Linked DNA regions of Homo sapiens: all the other regions are linked to region 1. The links are chromatin contacts, found by Hi-C or POLR2A ChIA-PET in ENCODE. All regions are on one chromosome and are shown on one strand. The core of a region is the stretch at or near the end of the contact, and the rest is flanking DNA. Distances in the headings are between cores, read along the strand shown. Region 1 holds the start of PRKCI (protein kinase C iota). Region 2 holds the start of TNIK (TRAF2 and NCK interacting kinase). Region 3 overlaps FNDC3B (fibronectin type III domain containing 3B).

What was found. A loop is a pair of places that touch in the nucleus more often than their neighbours do. ChIA-PET counts read pairs that join two places held with the same protein, here RNA polymerase II (POLR2A). Pooled maps may share reads with other maps.
Region 2: a pooled map shows a loop between it and region 1 (9-fold over the local background). The contact joins the promoter of TNIK here to the promoter of PRKCI in region 1. A Hi-C loop is called at or near these places in 6 of 50 pooled maps. POLR2A ChIA-PET finds 5 or more read pairs at or near these places in 2 of 52 experiments (PC-9 and activated T-cell).
Region 3: a pooled map shows a loop between it and region 1 (2.5-fold over the local background). The contact joins the enhancer-like site here to the promoter of PRKCI in region 1. A Hi-C loop is called at or near these places in 1 of 37 single-sample maps with no recorded cell type and 1 of 50 pooled maps. POLR2A ChIA-PET finds 5 or more read pairs at or near these places in 1 of 52 experiments (activated T-cell).

The regions. Positions count from the first base shown.
Region 1 is chr3:170,220,736-170,224,061 of GRCh38, forward strand. PRKCI (protein kinase C iota) reads left to right here and starts at 1,689. Exons shown (of 18, transcript NM_002740.6): 1 at 1,689-2,035. The coding sequence starts at 1,935. RefSeq lists enhancers at 1,220-1,279, 1,350-1,409, 1,420-1,579 and a silencer at 1,760-2,049.
Region 2 is chr3:171,458,370-171,461,803 of GRCh38, forward strand. It overlaps TNIK (TRAF2 and NCK interacting kinase), which reads right to left and starts at 2,036. Exons shown (of 33, transcript NM_015028.4): 1 at 1,638-2,036. The coding sequence starts at 1,694. It overlaps LOC102724479 (a long non-coding RNA gene), which reads left to right and starts at 849. Exons shown (of 3, transcript NR_189068.1): 1 at 849-1,022. RefSeq lists a silencer at 1,666-1,725 and an enhancer at 2,737-3,237.
Region 3 is chr3:172,141,355-172,144,562 of GRCh38, forward strand. All of the region lies in intron 3 of FNDC3B (fibronectin type III domain containing 3B), which reads left to right. Among named protein-coding and RNA genes, the nearest start is that of FNDC3B, 100 kb to the left of the region's middle. RefSeq lists an enhancer at 1,173-1,222. Within about 2 kb of position 1,302, at least 11 of the 41 ENCODE cell types and tissues checked have a DNase peak (open chromatin) inside an H3K27ac peak, as active enhancers do.

The DNA of each region.
Region 1 (3,326 bases), core at 439-2,938:
ACAGGTGCCCGTATATTTTATAATATATTCCATAATTAATCGCTCCGTATTAAACTTGCTGATGCAGGTCTCCAATTACTGAAAAACCTGATACCAAGTTTTTCAATGGGATTTTTTTGTTTGTTTAAGAGATGGGGTCTCACCATGTTGCTCAGGCTGGCCTTGAACTCCTGGGCTCAAGTGATCCTCCAGCCTCAGCCTCTCAAAGGCTGGGACTACAGGCATGTAGCACTTTGCCTGACTCAAGGGGAATTTTTAGTAAGAGTATATAATCCAAGTCTGTAGCAGTTGGAGGATGTCGTACCACGCTGAAGTGTCACACATAACTGATGACTCAGTCCCCCAAGCCTATTTTATCATCGTAAAGAAAGCTATTTCTTTGATTATTCCAACTCTTTCAGCACCAGGACTGCTGCAGGGGCTGGATTCATGCTACCTGTAGTTGCAGTGTAAATTATGTGTCAGAGCCAAGATCCTAGGAAAGTCAAAGACTAGGTTACAAGAGCGATTCTTTTTTTTTTTTTTTTTTTTTTTTTTTGAGACAGAGTCTTGCTCTGTCGCCCAGGCTGGAGTGCAGTGGCACAGTCTTGGCTCACTGCAACCTCCGCCTCCCTGGTTCACGCCATTCTCCTGCCTTAGCCTCCCGAGTAGCTGGGACTACAGGCGCCCGCCACCACGCCCGGCTAATTTTTTGTGTTTTTAGTAGAGACGGGGTTTCACCGTGTTAGCCAGGATGGTCTCGATCTCCTGACCTTGTGATCCGCCCGCCTCGGCCTCCCAAAGTGCTGGGATTACAGGCTTGAGCCACCGCGCCCGGCCAAGGACGATTCTTTCTAATCTTTGGTAAGCCAGTTTTTACAGAATGAAATGCTCTTGGATTGACTGACTTGATTGGGTAAGTATTCATTGGGCTCTTGTTCCATGCAAGGGCAGTCTACAAGGGCCTAGATATGGGGGCCCCCAAAGAAGAAAAATCGGTTTTTCATCATATTTTCTGGTTGAGTTTCTTCCTTTATTATATTTGTTACATATGTTATTAAATTATTTCCATAAAAGAGGTTATGCTGAGCAGGTAACCAAATTCTTGTTCCCCCAAAAGACATGTATAATTCAGACGATTTATGCAATTAGAAGAAGGGAGACTTCATCAGTTAATAAAGTCTAGAACGTGAGGAAGCCCAGTCATTTCCAGGACCTTCAGATGCCCAAGCTGGATCCAGGTTTTCCACCCCGACAGCTCCAGGGAGCACGCTGGAGAGACAGACTTCACCAGCGGGAAGGCGCGGCACCCTACGCGCAAGGAACCTCAAGTCCCAGAATCCTATGAGGACTCCAAATCCCAGAAACCTGCACGCAAATCTATCCCGGGTGCCAAGTCGGCCGACCGCAGACGTGACCAAGTTGCGAGGCTAGGGTGAGGTGTCGTAGAATTTGTCCCTACCATTGTCCCTGCAGGGAAGAGACTTTAGTGATCTAGAGCTGGTCATTGTCTCTTTCACAGCTCGCGTGAAAGCACCCCTCTCGGCGTGTTTGATGCCATGATCAGCGTCTCCCATTCCCTCTGTCCCCTTTCTCTGCCCCCGTAAGGATGGTTCAGCCCGGTATTGAGGCTCCTTGAGCTGGCTGGATGGTTGCGCCCGCCCTACCCCGGAATGTGGGCCTTTGGAGCGAGCGAAGTGGGAGGGACCGACGCAGGAGGTGTCTTGGGCCCGGGCGGCTGTAGAGGCGGCGGCGCCTACGGGCAGTGGGAGGAGCCGCGCGGTTCCGGCTGCTCCGGCGAGGCGACCCTTGGGTCGGCGCTGCGGGCGAGGTGGGCAGGTAGGTGGGCGGACGGCCGCGGTTCTCCGGCAAGCGCAGGCGGCGGAGTCCCCCACGGCGCCCGAAGCGCCCCCCCGCACCCCCGGCCTCCAGCGTTGAGGCGGGGGAGTGAGGAGATGCCGACCCAGAGGGACAGCAGCACCATGTCCCACACGGTCGCAGGCGGCGGCAGCGGGGACCATTCCCACCAGGTCCGGGTGAAAGCCTACTACCGCGGGTGAGTGTCCTGGGACAGGGCGGTGGGCGGGAGGGGACAGGCCGGCTCCACTCGGCCTGGAGGAGGGGAGGGTGAGGGGCTGGAGGTGTTGTGGGCGGATTGGGCTGGGCGGGCGGGCGGCTCCGGTGACTCAGGGTGAGTGACGAAGTGATAGGGGTGGGGGCGAAGCAAGGGGATGCAGTACTGGGGGCGCCCCCAGGTATGGCGGTGCGGGGAGCCGAGGGGCCAGAGTAGGGTCCGAGAAGGAAGCTAGGGTTAGAGTAGGTGCACCTGGTGTGGACGAGAGACTCGCCTCCTGAGAGCTTTGTAGGGGCCTTGCATCCTTAAGTCTGGGTGTATTTGGGGTTGCGAGTTGAGGATTCCAAGTGATGCCTTAGTTAACTCAGTTTGCTGTGGGGATAGAAAACGGGACTTCTTCAGTTAGCTGTCCGTTTTGATTACCAGCAGGCCTAACGCCTCTGGTTCTCTGAGATATACCTCCATCCCCGTTGTGTTCACGTAGTGTATCTGCACTGCCAGTATATTAGACATAGGGGTTGTATTTAAGAATCAAGTCGATGCGTTTTCAGGGACGTGCAGTGGGTACTTACGTGTCGTCAAGATTAAGTTGCATGTGTGTAAATCAAAATTTTGTGAGCCTTTCTTTCTCAGTGTTGTTTCAACGACTACCCGATAGGGTGAGATACTGCAAGGTGAGGAGACTAGCCTAGTTACAGTTTTAAATTCTCTGATCTTCACTCCCTTACTATGGTTACAAGAAAAAACCCAGTTCTAAGTTCATTGTGTTAAATCATTTTCTATCAGTGACGCAAAGTGCCCCCCTTCCTTTAAATTCAGTTGTGGTTTGAATTTTTTTTTGAGATAATTATGTTTAGGAGCATTAGAAACGTGAAATGTTAGTGTGACCATAAAGGTTGGAGACTGAGAAGTCACAGAAAACCCAGCTACTTTGGCTTGCCTTACTGCTTGTCCAGGTAGAAGTAAATTGCTTTAAAAAACTCAAGCAGTGCTAGGTTGAAATTTTAATGCATACTTTTACATTCCTGAGAGGATCAGTGAAGATAGCAAACTCTCAAACTACCTCTCTTGTTTTGATTTCAAAGAAAATCTGAGCCCCTAAATGTTGTATTGATTTGATGTAAGGACTTTTTTTTTTATTATTATACTTTAAGTTTTAGGGTACATGTGCACAATGTGCAGGTTAGTTACATGTGTATACATGTGCCATACTGGTGTGCTGCACCCATTAACTCGTCATTTACATTAGGTATATCTCCTAATGGTATCCCTC
Region 2 (3,434 bases), core at 786-3,285, 1.2 Mb after region 1:
TTCCACTCCAGGGAAATAGACAGCTTCCTGTAATAATGCATGAATGAGCTTTGGCTGCCCAACTATCAGAACAGCCCATTTCAAACGGCATCTCTGTTTCTTCTCAACTCCTTACTTGCCTTGCTGAAACCTCATCTCTTAGCCCAACAGATTAAGACGAAGAGAGAAAGACTTATTCAAAGAGATGTGGAGGAAAAGGTTTAATTAAGGAGACCAAAGAGAAAGTACCACTTTGATCACAAAGGTAGCACTTTAATATATCAGTGCAGATAGCGGCAATGTCAGAAGTACTAGGAATCCAGGTAAATGGCCCCAAGATTCAGCATCAATCTAACAATGTATTCCTCAGGAGGGCGTGTGAACTTCCATGCTTCATCCATCCTGGTGTCTCCCTGTAGAGAGCCACCATGAATTCCTTCTCATCCACCCTCCATACATCAAGTATATGCACTCGCTTTCTTTTTAATTTTATTTTTGGTTCGGGAGAGGAAGAAGCAGTCCTTAAATTGGTGTCCAATCCTTCTCAGACACCCGCTGCTGCCACCATCCCCACCCCTCACCCCCTTCCAGGCAGGCAGCATCTAATTAAAATGGCAAGAAAGCTCTGCCCCCTTCCCCAAAGGAGTGTGTTGGGATCGGGAGTTGGGGGTGGGGAAGCGTCGAAGCAGCACTTGGATTCCTGGTATTCTGATCTCAAAACAACAGCAAAATGGATTCTATATCAGTGATGTCTTAGTCAATACAATGAAACGGCGTCTGAGGTAATTCACGTGAAGGTAAACGCAAACCAGTGGGGCTGGGGGGAGGGAGGTGCTCTACAAAGGACTGGCCACAGACACGGGGAAAACACACACAGACACACACACACACACACTCGCACACACTCCAGGGAGTTCCGGTCTGATTGAGGAAAAGCAGAAAACACATCCCTTTCACCTGCTTAAGTTCAGCCATAAAACTGAAACGTTACAGCCACAAAGTCAGAAAGAACAGGCAGGGCTGAGTTAAAGCCATAAATAAAGGTGAGTGGCAGACTGGCATTTAAGGGAGCGCTGAGAGGGCGCCCGGGCGCGGGAGGTAGAAAAGGGGGAGGGGGAGGCAGTTGCCATCTACAAGACCAGCATAGCAATAACTGCCCCCTTGGAGCGGCAGGTTCGGCTTCGCGGGGACAGCCAGCCTCACAATGTCATCTTGCAGGTAGCTGGAAAACGTGAGGGGCCAGTGCCTTTATTCACGCTGGCATTCTTTTTGCAGAAGGGACAGTCGGGTCTCGCGCCTTGGCACCAGACAACTGCCCGGGGCGTGTACACACACACACACACACACACACACACGCACACACGCCTTTCATTTTAATGCTCTTACACCGGTATAAGATGAAACTGGCATAAGCTCTACGAGCCCTCGGGAGAGCCTAAGCCACGGCCAGAGGAAGACACGTACCGCACAGCCCCTGCCGTAGGGGCTCAGCCAGGAGCACCTCAGCAACCCCGAATCAAAACGGGAATCCAGGTTCCCTCCCCGACGCATTCTCCCGCTGCTGTCCCCCTGCCCCAGCCCCAGCCCCCAGTCCACGCACCGAGCCCATTCACCCTAACCCAAACCACTGGAAAGAAACCAGAAAACGTCCTGCTCACCCTCAGAGCCGAGAGATCTATTTCATCCAGGCTTCGAGCCGGGGAGTCGCTCGCCATGTCTACTTCTTCGCTGGAGAAATGGACCAAAACCACCCCGAAGCTTTTCCCTTGGAAATTCCACCTTGGTCTATTTCACTCGCGTCCTCATGCGGGTGTCGCGCCAGAGGCCCCGGGCCCAGCCTCCCCCGCCCACCCCAGCCCCACAGCGCCGGATCCCGATCCTCCGCGCGTCGGTCCGCCGGGTCCGGGAGCCCAGCCTGCGCGGATCTCCAAGCCCCGAGCAGCGGTGCGTGTGGGCTGAGCGCCCCGATCGGCTAAGGGCGCTGGGGCTGCGTGGGTGTATTTAAATGGGACATGCTTCTTTGCTTGTGCGTGGATGGCGGCTGCATTGGCTGTTATAATGAGACACATCAACTCCTCCACTCAGCAGGGGGAGGGTGGGGGTGGAGAACCACGCAGAACTGTCTATCACCGCTTCCTGGGAGGAGTGAAGGGGGAGTGGGGAGGCGGAGGAGGCGTGGTCTTGGACTGGGGAGAGGCCGCGCTTCCTGACCCGGTCCCTCTGCACCAGCGTGGAGGGGGGAGGGGCGCGCACCCTTTCCGCCCAGGCTTTTGCGGGCTCCTCGGGCCGAACCCGAAGGGGCTGTTCCTGAACCTTGACTTGTTATCATAGGGACCCAAGCTCTATTTTTGTGTGGCCAATTCGTGCACTGCAGCAAAATGGCCCTTCAGTCGCGTCTTGGGGTTTCTCCTCGGTTCAAATGCTCTCGCGCTGAGAAAAAGCCGGAGGAAAAAAAAGCGACACCCTCCCTCCCCCATTAATTATTTGTGGGGCCGGAGTAACGCGGGCTGGTGCAACCGGTGCATATAAGGACTTGTGTGCAAGGAAGGGGATCCGCCTCCAGGCGCGGAAAGAGTAGGGAAGAAGCGCACACGCACAGTGCACCCAGCTGGGCGCTTCGGCAGTTTGCAGCTGCGGCGGGGTCGGGTCCACCCGCGGTCCCCGGAATGCCGGACGGCTGATCCCGGGTGCTGGTCACTCGCCGATTCGGGGCTGGGAAGGTTTGCCAGAAGCGGGAAAGATGGGAGATCTGAGCGCTCTCTTGGCATCGCCACACCCAGGACTTGCTCGTGCCGCAATTCCCCACGGAAACAACCGAGTTGAAACGAGAAGCTTGCTCTCTGGGTGCAGTAGCTAGAAGGCTTCAGGTAACTCCAAAGCCAACACTGGGTGAGGCAACACACGCCGCCTCAGGACTCAGCATTTCTTTCAGGCTGCGTTTTCGTGGCAGACCTACCCAGATTGATGGAGAAAGTTTGGCTGGCGGATAAGAAGTAACGCGGAAGATGTGTACGTGAGAGCGATTTCACTTCACTCACTTTCTCATTTAAAGGTTGGATGTTTTACAGTGGTATACATGATTCTCCTTCTGTAATCAAGAGTGGGAAGTCGCTTCCCCCAATCCCCGCGCAGCCCTTCTTCTCCCGCCTTAGCCATGCAAAATACCTAGAAAGAAAACACTAAAACTGAACTTTTTTCCAAATACAGCAGTAGCTTTGAAAGCATTCTTTGCTCCTCTGTTAACAGCAGAATGTAATTCTGACCACTGCACTGATGGTTTCTTAATCATGCAGTATGAAGATCAGCTTCAAAATAAGTCTTATGAATGAATGAATGAAAGCCAGTGCAGTTAGTTCATCATGACTGCAGACATTAGAGGACTTTGAAACAACCTTTGGTGTACATTGTACTGTTTTTGTTACTGATATTGTATGTATTCATATGCATTGTGGATC
Region 3 (3,208 bases), core at 52-2,551, 1.9 Mb after region 1:
TGGGTCCAGTGTTCCATGAATTTAAAGTAAATTTTGTTGTAGATTTTTAGTTGTTGGTTTTCTTTTGAATAACAGCCGTTCACTCTTGCACCACGCCTGAGCAGCTATATTCAGAGAAGGCTGTATCCTCTTATTTTATCCAACAAAGCAGTTTTTCTAATGTGCCTCCTTTTACATTTTCATTGAATTCCATACTTCTGGCTGGGCATAGTGGCTCACGCCTGTAATCCCGACACTTTGGGAGGCCAAGGTGGGGCAGATCACCTGAGGTCAGGAGTTTAAGTCCAGCCTGGCCAACATGGTGAAACCCCATCTCTATTTCCCCCTAAATACCAAAATACAAAAATTAGCTGGGCTTGGTGGTTGGCACCTGTAATCCCAGCTACTCAGGAGGCTTGAGACAGGAGGATCACTTGAACCTGGGAGATGGAGGTTGCAGTGAGCTGAGATCGTGCCATTGCACTCCAGCCTGGGAGACAGAGTGAGACTGCGTCTCAAAAAAAAAAAACTTGTTTCCATACTTGTTAAAATTTTTATTTAGTGCATTCTGTTTCTTAGGCAGTACCAAGAAGCAGTCAGGGCTATATATTGGGAAGATCATTATAGATTTTGGAGTGAGATTGCCTGGCTCAAAAATCCCCTGCACATTAGATGTATATTGTAAAATTAGTTCCTTAACTTCTCTACACCTCAGTTTCCTTATCTGTAGAGCTGGAATAGTAATTTCTCTCTGGAAGGATTGCTGTGATTAAATGAGTTATTGTGTACAGAGCACTAAGAACAATTTCTGAGTCATAGTAGGGGCCCAATAAATAGGAGTGATTACTAAGCTTTCGCTCTTTATTATGGGTGGGCATTGACCCCCCCTTCATTTTTTGTTAGCTAATCATTTTTAAAGCATTTCAGAAAGCCTATGCGAACTGGAGTTATTAGGATTTTTTAGATGTCTTCACGTTTAAATTCTAACACTTCAAAATAACATGTTTAAAAGTTATGCAATCGCAGTTTAACTCCTCAACCCTTCTGCCCTTTAGGCTTGTTAAACAATGATTAAAATGTCATCTCTGAAGGTACCACTGCTTAGAGTTCTTTAAATGTCACAGATCTTTGCATGTCAGATAATTCAGAAAAGCGAGCAGTGTCGCATTACCTCAGTGGTTGGCCACAGGCTATTTCACAGCTTGTAGTCTTTCAGTTCCTGCTTTATTCTTTCTGTATTTTTTACTCTTGTTCTTGCACTTCCAACCTGAAATAGAAAAGTTCATGTTACAAGTGTCTTTAAGGAAGACTGGATTAAGTTCTTCAAGGGCAAGGGTCAAAGCTTAGTCATCTTTGTATCCCAGAGCCTATCCTGCATGCAGGAGGCATTCAGACTGAAGGAAAGTCATTTCCTGATACTTGTCTTAGTCTGTCTGGGCTGCTATAACAAAAATACCAGAGACCGGGTGGCTTATTAACAACGGAAATCTATTTCCTACAGTTCTGGAGGCTGGGAAATCCAAGATCAAGATACTAGCTTCTTTGGTGTTTGAGGAAGGCCTGCTTTCTGGTTCATAGATGGCAGTTTCTCTCTGTGTCCTCACGTGGCTGAAAGGCCTAGGGGTCTTCTTGGGCCTCCTTTATAAGGACACTAATCCCTCATGAATGGGGATTAGTGTCCCTCATGATCCAGTCACCCCTTCTAGTACCACCCCTTCTAATACCATCACCTTTGGGGTTAGAATTTCAATGTATGAATTTGCGCTGGGGTAGGGGACACAAACATTCAGACAGTGATAGTACTGCTGAAGATAAAATGATGGAAAAATTCTCTTAGGTAATTTAGAGAAGTTATTTATTTTTGTTGTTCTGAAAAGGTAGTTAAATTTAGTTATTTTCACTCTTAGTTCCTCAATTTAAGATAATGAATACAGGCATGAGTGTGTTTCCAAAAACAGTAATTCTGAAAAAGTCCAATATATGGATTAGCTTCTCTTACCTGTAAAAATGCATGAGGGAATCATTATATTCATGCTTTTAATAACTTTATTTTGGGGGAGAATAGGATGGGAATACCTTAGAAAATGTTAGGCTATTTAATCCTTAAAGATACATCAACTTTTTCCCAAACTTTGTATTTATTTTTGTGTTATTAACAAATATTTTAGGTTACTCGTTAATTTTATTAATATTTTATGTTTTCTTGCTGTTGGAAATTATAGCGTTTATGTATAGTAATAAATTCTCGGTAAACTCTGTGTCAGACCCAGGAACAAATTATGCTTTAGTAAATGAGGGTTGGGGCGGTGGCTCATGCCTATAATCCCAGCACTTTGGGAGGCCGAGGCGGGCGGATCATGAGGTCAAGAGATTGAGACCATCCTGGCCAACATGGTGAAACCTTGTCTCAACTAAAAATACAAAAATTAGCTGGGCGTGGTGGCACACACCTGTAGTCCCAGCTACTCTGGAGGCTGAGGGAGGAGAATCGCTTGAACCTGGGAGGTGAAGGTTGCAGTGAGCCGAGATCGTGCCACTGCACTCCAGTCTGGTGACAGAGTGAGCCTCCATCTCAAAATAAATAAATAAATAAATAAATAAATAAATAAATAAATAAATAGTAAATGAGGCTCATTCGTGCTTGTCAGTGTTTGCATTGATGTAAAGAAATACTTGAGACTGTGTAGCTTATAAGGAAAAGAGGTTTAATTGGGTCATGGTTCTGCAGGATATATAGGAAGCTTGGTGCTGGGATCTGCTTCTCGTGAGGGCCTCAAAGAACTTACAATTATGACAGAAGACGAAGGGGAGCCAGCGTGTCACATGGCGAGAGGAGGAGTAAGAGAGAGAAGGGAGAGGTCCCAGACTCTTAAACAACCAGATCTCCTGTGCACTGAATGAGAACTCACTCATCACCATGGGGATGGTGCTAGGCCATTCCTGAGGGACCCATCCTCACAATCCAGTCACCTCCCAGCAGGCCCCACCTCCAACGTTGGGAGTCACATCTCAGTGTGAGATTTGGAGGGGACAGAGATCCAAATCATATCATTTACTGAGTTAAATGAAGGTGGCATAATGGTTTTTCTCTACCAGCGGTGTGATTGAAGAGGGCAGGCAGGCGTCGAGCCTGAAGGAGTGCATTCGTGGTGGGATGTGGAAGGAGAAGCAGATATTACAGACATTTAGGAGATAGTCATGACTTGTGACCAGTGAGAACACACTGGAT